Linked DNA regions of Mus musculus: regions 1 and 2 are each linked to region 3. The links are chromatin loops, found by intact Hi-C in ENCODE. Cell type or tissue: gastrocnemius. All regions are shown on one strand. Region 1 has its middle 8.2 kb from the start of Nhlh1. Region 2 overlaps Kcnj10 (potassium inwardly-rectifying channel, subfamily J, member 10). Region 3 overlaps Copa (coatomer protein complex subunit alpha).

Region 1 (2,500 bases), 71 kb after region 3:
CCTCAGAAACACCCAGTCTAACAAAAAGGAATTCAAGTAGAGGGGCTGGAAAAATCCAGTCTGTAGAGAGACACTTAGAGCACATTCCCACTTCAGGTGAAACACTCTGGCTGGAGACCCTGGGAGAGCCTCTCCTGGCTTTGCTTGTAAAATGGCTGAAGGTAAAGGCTGTGGGGAGAAGATGCAGAGATGTCCTCCGGTGCTTCAGATATGACTACTGCATGCCATCAGCAAGAGGGGTTTAGATCAGGGCTGGGAAGGAACTCCCAAGATTCCATGTCTGCTTCCTTGTGTGTGAGTTAAATGAAATATTTTATGCCCAGAGCCTGGTGAGAGCGTGGGCTGAACTGAGACCAGGGAAATCTGAGAACTCCAAGAGACTAATGTCCGAAGGACCCCGGAAGATCACCAGGTCCAGTTTTTTCCTCCCTGCCTCCTTACCTTTCTTCCTGCCTGCCTTCCTTCTTTAACTTATAACAAACCTCAAGGCCAGGTATCTCTATGTAGCTCGGGTTAGCCTCTGACTGGCCATCCCTCTGCCTCAGTCTCCCCAGTGCTAGAATTACAAGGGTACACGACTGTATCTGCCCAACAACTTCAACTGTTTATTTATTTACTTATTTTGAGACAAAGTCACATTAACTAGCCCAGGCTGGCCTTTAGCCTGCCATCCACCTGTTTCTGCCTCCCGAAAGCTTGGATGACAGGTGTGTGCCACCATGTCTGCTAACATCCTTTGTTTCAAAGACAAGTGCCTATATTGAGAAAGGTACCGTGACTTCCTATGATGATAGTCTGGGATTATAACCCAAGCCCCAGGGGCTGGGGTGTGATTCCAAGTATGAGCACTATGCCTTGTGCTCAGGGAGCACCTCGTGGTCCCTCCCAGGCTGGAGAGCGGAAGGGTCAGGGGCCCCTCCCCTCCCAGGTCCCTCAGGGCCTGAGGATGGCGAGAGGGGACCGCTGCAGCTGTTCTGCTGCTAACTCCAAATTTCTTCAGATAATCAATTGGCCTCGGCTGCCGGCTGCCGCTCTGCTCTGCGTGGCAGGACAGGGAAGGAGAAAGAGAGGGAGGAGAGCATAGGAGATTGGAGGAGGGGCACACGGGGGTGGGGGGGGGAAGAGTGTGACATACAAAGTGGAGTGGTGAGGGAGATGGCAGTCTCTGGGCTGAGGGAAGGAGAGAAAAGTGGGGGCTGCAGAGCTAACGGGCAGGGAGAAAGGAAAGGGACAGAACACCACGGTTCATCTCACACTGTTCCAGAACCAGCTCCTGGGCTCGAAAGTAGGGTGTGGTGACTCCTGGATTCCCAGGACCAGGGAGGCGGAGACAAGAGAAGCCCCCCCCCCCAAATTTGAAGCCCAGGCTTGGTTATATAGAGAGTTCTGGGCCAACCAGGGTTACATAGCAAGATCCTCTCTCAAAAACCCAAAGAAGAAACAAAATGAAAGAAGACAGAAACAGGAAAACAAAACCCAGATCCAGAGGCAGCGGGTTGTGAGCAGAGTGTGTGTGTGTGGTGCCGTGGGAGGGTAGGTTATGAAGGACCCAGGAGGGGGACAATCTGACTCGGCACCCCTCTTTCCTCTTCTAGCTCCCACGCACAGCATGCCCCTCTTTCGGCTGTTCATGCCCCGGTGACCACAGGCCCCTGATTTTCTAAGTCCTGTGTCTGCTATAATAATTGCTCCCCTGCCCTCTGTCTCAGAAAGCCCTTAAGTCAGTGACAGCAGAAGGCAAGACCCCAAGGGCTTCATAATGGGGTCTCTGAGCCAGCCCTTCCTTCTCTCTCTCTCCCTCTCCCTCTCCCTCTCCCTCTCTCTCTCTCCCTCTCTCTCTCTCTCTCTCTCTCTCTCTCTCACTCACACACACACACACACACACACACTGTGCTGTAGACTGGCAGACATATGGCTCCTTTGTGCCCACACAATGAGGGTCCTGTTTGTGCCCCTTTACAGCCTGGGCATAGAATGCCGGTGCTTCTCTCTCAGCTCCCCCCACCCCTTCCTTCTCAATGCCCGGAGGAGGGCTTGCCTTCCCTGCCTCCTCCTCTTCCTCTTCCTGGAAGGCCCATCCTTTATCTTCCTGCTTCTTTCTAAAGACCTTGTCTGTGCTCTCAAGTTAGACCGGGTGGAAGGCGAGAGCTAACAAGAGAGTCACCTCTACAGATCATTAACACAGAAGAACACAGAAACCCATGGGCCTGTAAGACTGGGAGGTGTGGAGTAGGGGGAGAAGCAGGCCAGGCAGCAGGCAGCAGCAGCAGTGCTGTGCTAGAGGGGAAAGCCCAGCCCATGCGTGGTAGCCAAAGGCCTGGTGGTGATCCAGTTCCCTTCCCTCGTCCCTCTACTCCTCCCTCGAACCCTCCCCCTCTCTCTCTTCTTCCCTCCATCCCTCCCTTGGTCCCTCTCTCCCCCTTCCCCCTCCTCTTCCTATTAGTATTTTTGAAACAGAGCCTCTCACTATTCAGCCCAGGCTGACCTTGAATTTGCTGCA
Region 2 (2,500 bases), 240 kb before region 3:
TGGCATCTCAGAGAACCCGCTGTCCCTGGCTGAAAAGGGAGGATGACCCCGTCCGTGGCACACGACCTCCTTGTGTACCTCTCAATCTCCCACATCACCTTCAGCACACTTCCTCCCTGATTTGTGTGGTCCAGACATGGTATCTGCTCTTAGCTGTTGTCTGCGTCTACAGAACTGCACATCCTGAGCTCTTCAGTAAACTAGTCCTTTGTGAGGACTTGGCACCGTGTAGAGTTCAACTGAGGACAGAGCTGTACCACTGCCTCCTCATTAGTCTCAGCTCCAATGGTCCGGAGAGTCTCCAAACCTGGCCCCGTGTGAATCTTCACCTCGGGACATTTGCTTGGAGTCGTTAACCCATCTTCCTTTGCCTCAATGGAAAAGTCAGAAAAGTCAACTAACAGAATGATTTAGCAGGAAACACTGAATAGGAAAAACTCCATTCCCCCTAAGACACCCCCCGAGAGAGGGAGAAGGATCTTATGTAGTTCAGGCTGTCCTTGAACTCATAATGCGGCTAAAGATGACTCTTGCCTCTATCACCCAAATGCCAGGGTTGCAGTTGAGCAGAATCCACTAATGTGGTGTTTGGGGGATTTGTGCATGCCGGGCAAGCACTCTATCCACTAAGCAAGAGCCCGTCTTATATTTTCTATCAGTAAGATATGAGACACTGGAACCGTTCCCAGGGACACTGGGGGAAAGCTAAAGTCTAGGTTGAGTTAGGAAGAAACTGGATGCTAAGCAACATATCTGTTCTAGATCTCTCCTTTGTGGGTCGCCTCTGCCTTAGATCTCAAATCAGTCACAGTCTAACCTTGAACTCCATAGATTCTAGTCCAACTTCTGTTTAATGCTATTGATTGAAGTAATAAAACTTATTTATGTATCAGATAAACCCCCCATCTCAGAGATGGGAGAGAACTTCAAAACTACAAACTTCAAGTTTGGCCTTGACCTACCATTCTCCTAGGCTGCAGGTTTAAGTCCTGGCCACCAGGGGGCAGGGCTCCCTAGTCTGGCAGGGTGCCCTCAGCGTCTCCTACCCTCTACCCACACACTAACCCACTCCTTTTGCAGCTAGGTTGGACTACATGTAACTGCAAATTAAAAATTAAACAGATCACAGAGCATCTATAGGAAATGGTTCAATAACACTAGCAATTCAAGTAATAGTAGCAACCACCTCAGGAGAGCAGAAAATTTGCCTTCGGGGAAGCACCTACACAACTTTAGACCGCTTCTGTTTGATCCATGCAGCCACTCTGGGCCAACCGGGAAGTTCTCTCCAAGGTCGGAGATGTGTTCCGTTTGTTAACTCTAAGGGCGTTTTCTCAGTTCTCAAGCCCAGCATTGGAGACTGATGACAGGTGGTCCCTTCCTGACACACTCTTTGGAATGTTGTTGTTGTTGTTGGCTGTTTGTTTGCTGCTTCAATTGCATGAAGTGTGGTAGAAACCCTGACCTGTAGCGCTACTAGGCTTTAAGAGTCTAGGCAAATCACTAGAGTTTCTGAGCTTCCTTGCCCCTTCATCTGCAAAAGGGGGGCTAACGACATGGAGGTCACGAACATACAAGCTCTTCATGAGTTCCGGAGGGCTAGAGATGCAGTCTTGTTTCTCACTGACATCTCACTTCCTAGGTTCCCTCTGCCTCTCTTTTTAAAAGCTTATTACGTTTATTTATCTGGGTGCTGTAGCACACCTGTGGACATCAGAGAACAACTTGTAAGGGTCAGTTCGTTCTCTCTCCCCCATGCAGTTCCTCAGGTATCCAGGCCTGGCTGCAGGCTCCGGTCCCCACTAAGCCAGCTCACCAGCCTTCGTGTGTTTTCCTCTTGTTCAGAGACTTGTCATCCGTTCACTCAGTGCCCAGGCTGGATATCTGGTCTCTCTTGCTCCCCAGCCCATTGGTCACCAGGTCTTATCAATTCTGCCTTTCTGTGAATCTCCCCATTTTCTGAGGTCCCCATCATTCAATCTTGTGTTCTCTTTCTCCTGAAATGGTACAGCGACTCCCCGTTCCTCCTACGCAGACTCTCCTCCCCACCCCCACCCCCACCCCACAGCTACCTCAGAGCTCCACAGCCCAGCCTGGTCCATCATTCAGCACGGGCTTGAGATTGTTCAATGAATTATTTGAACTTTCATGACAAAACTGCTTGACATGGTACCCGGAATCCTCCACCGCCATCTGCCCCGCCTCTCTCTGGAAGCTTCTCCTTCTCCCTGGGCTCCTGTTTCTGCCATGGAGAACACTGCCGACCCTCCCCCACTTGTCTCCTCACCTGTTCCCCTGCAGCTCTCTCCATGGAAAGCCACCTCTGCCCCAACTCTCTCCCACACCCCTCTTCGCTCTAAAATCTTTTCACCCCTCAAGGCCCCTCCCTAGTCCTAGTGGTCTCTCTGCCCCAGGCTGCTCCAGGCTCCCAGGCAGAAATATTTAGACTCCTACTGTGCTCCAGAGACATTGCGCCACAGCTTTTCAAAGTCAGAGACTT
Region 3 (2,500 bases):
GAGGGAGGGAGGGAGGGAGGGAGGGAGGAAGGAAGGAAGGAAGGAAGGAAGGAAGATTTTATTTAAGAGTACAGAAAGCAACACAATCTCCGATACAAGGTGTAAGTATATGCTGGGCATGATGGCCTATTTCTATAATCCCAGCACACAGGAACAGGAGGATCTCAAGTTCTAGGACAGCCTGAGTTTATACTGAGACAGTCTCAAAAACCAGGACATGACAACGCAAGTAACTATGCTGTGAGAATACAGGTTCCATCCTCTGCACAGGACATATGTGAAAAAAATGACAAGGCCACTGTGCTGGTTGTACTGCTACACCCCAGAGCTCAGAAGGCAGACGCAGGAGGTTCAGGAGTTTGAGGGCCAGTTTGGGCTACACAGTGAAATCTTTCTCTTTCTCCAACATGGTTCCACTGCTCTAAAGCCACAATTCTGTCCACATCTGGGGATTAGATTATCAGGATTGGGCCCCAGAAAGAGTTGAGACAGGTTTCTAGTGCCCAAGGAGAATGTTTTTGGGTGGAATAGATACTGGAATATGAGTGAAAAGTATCAGAGGACAAGATGGGTCACCTGAAGCTTAAGGATAGGTGCATCACCTGCAAGGGCACTGGAGCTACTCTGGGTTGTAGCGCCACAGTAGAAGGGCCAGCAAGCCCAACACAAATGTCAAGTTAAAAATTAAATCAAGCTGGCTGTGGTGGTGCACACTGTTAATCCCAGCACTTGGGAGACAGACAGAGGCAGGCAAATTTCTGTGAGTTCAAGGATAGCCTAGTCTACACAGTGAGTTCCAGGACAGCCAGGGCCACAGGGGGGGAAAAAATGAAATCATAACTTGGACAATGTATTTTTCTTCTCTGTATTGCTCTCTCAGTACTAAAATACAGTCAGGTCAACTATAGGATCTACTCCATTTAAACATCTATATAGAGTATTTTAGAATGCCATATCTGAATAAATTATTACTTTGGTTTCAAGGGAAAAAAGATGCCCCAAGGTCAGTAAGTAACCAGAGGGCAGAACACTCTATTAGCTTTCTTGGGTTCAGTGCTGTATGTACATTGTTTCAGGGAGAAAGATATTGGCTTCTGCATCTTCCATTTAAGATCTGGTTCCCCTCAAGTCACTGATGGAATTCCCCTGTACCTGCTGAGCTACTTCAGGCTTGGGCCCAAGTTCCAGCAGGCGTCGGGCAAAGGTGGCAGCTGTCTTGAAGTTCTTGAGCTTGAAGAAAAGGTTGAGGGCTGTCCGCAGCACCAAGATCATATGCACAGGCTGCAGATTTGAGTGTGTGAAGTAGGCTGCCATCTAGTGGACAGAAAGGAACACAAAGCAGGCTGAAGTTCAGCTGTTGTTTATTAACAGCCACACAATTATAAAAAAAACCAAAACAATACAAAGCCAACACAACTATCTATAAGACAGATTAGCTCTTCCTCTTAAACTACAAGAACTCATGAGTGAGGACGACAGCGGAGAAATGGAACACCTCGTCACGGAGATGACCTCCAATTTCTCTTCCTCCCCAAAGCCAAGAAACTTCCAAACCAAACAATTTTAGCCGGAACTGAAGGTTATGAGGATGTGCCCACGTGGTGCTGGTCTCCCCATCTTACCTCACAGATGCGCTTCTGCTGGTCTAGGGTCTCCTTAGGTAGCTTCTTCCTTTCTATCTCCATGCACAAACCCACAATGTATTCACGGCAAATGGTGATGAGCTGCTGGGCCTGAAGAGGTTGCAGAGGACAGTCACGACATAGACAAGACTATGGAGGTGGCCAGGATCGAGTAAGTGGCTAGACTCCTCCTACCTCTGCAATCTCCTGTTTATTGTCCACAACAAGAAGAGGCACACTGAGTAGGATGGAACGGAATTTTTCCACAGCTTCCTCAAACTTGCCAACTGTGGTGAGCTGATAACACAGTTGCAAACGTTGGATCAGGTCATTAAGCTTTAGGCCTACAGCTGGTACTCCATTCTTTAGCCCTGCATCCTTCCTGGAAAGGGAAAATTATGAAGAAAGAAGAATAGTCAATAGCAAACTAGGATTCCGTTCTGTTCTTATCAAACACAGTCACCAACCCACTACTGTGGGAATAACTGGAAATAGGATGGCAGCTGGTATAAACCAAACCCCATGTCACTGTGGCTATCATCTGAAATATCCACTCTACTGAAACACACAGCAGAGAGCAAGGGGACTTACCAATTGCGATTAGGGTAACTATACATGGAGGGCAAGCAGGGCAGCGCTTGATAGGTGGTGCGGCCTCGGGCATATGTCTGTAGGAACAGTTGCTTATAGGGGCCAAACTGGATTACTCCCACCTGATCATGGAGAAGCTAGAACACAAGAAAAAAAGAAACATAGGGATTTGTTTTCTACCAAGTAAAAATTAAATCAAACTTGGGCAAGGTATTTTACTTCTCTGTATTGCTTTCTCAGTACTAAAATATAGTCAACTACAGGATCTACTCCATTTAAACACCTAT

The links. A loop is a pair of places that touch in the nucleus more often than their neighbours do. Peaks named below come from ENCODE experiments on the same cell type or tissue, not always from the same donor. Only the 100,000 strongest peaks of a DNase experiment are listed, where the experiment ranks them.
Region 1: a loop joins it to region 3, with 2.0 times the contacts of the local background. A loop is called at or near these places in 8 of 42 quality-filtered maps.
Region 2: a loop joins it to region 3, with 11 times the contacts of the local background. A loop is called at or near these places in 2 of 42 quality-filtered maps.

Annotation. Positions count from the first base shown.
Region 1 is chr1:172,048,101-172,050,600 of GRCm38, reverse strand. No RefSeq gene overlaps it. Among named protein-coding and RNA genes, the nearest start is that of Nhlh1, 8.2 kb to the left of the region's middle. In gastrocnemius, no CTCF peak of the experiment used is centred here; DNase peaks (open chromatin) are centred at 1,020 and 2,264; H3K4me3 peaks cover 1,058 bases; H3K27ac peaks cover 795 bases.
Region 2 is chr1:172,356,257-172,358,756 of GRCm38, reverse strand. The region is part of intron 1 of Kcnj10 (potassium inwardly-rectifying channel, subfamily J, member 10); the gene reads right to left. Among named protein-coding and RNA genes, the nearest start is that of Kcnj10, 16 kb to the right of the region's middle. In gastrocnemius, no CTCF peak of the experiment used is centred here; DNase peaks (open chromatin) are centred at 184 and 1,017.
Region 3 is chr1:172,118,691-172,121,190 of GRCm38, reverse strand. Copa (coatomer protein complex subunit alpha) reads right to left here. Exons shown (of 33, transcript NM_009938.4): 28 at 2,214-2,350; 29 at 1,818-2,004; 30 at 1,623-1,733; 31 at 1,153-1,314. Among named protein-coding and RNA genes, the nearest start is that of Pex19, 6.8 kb to the left of the region's middle. In gastrocnemius, a CTCF peak has its summit at 1,319 (motif pointing left); a DNase peak (open chromatin) is centred at 1,265.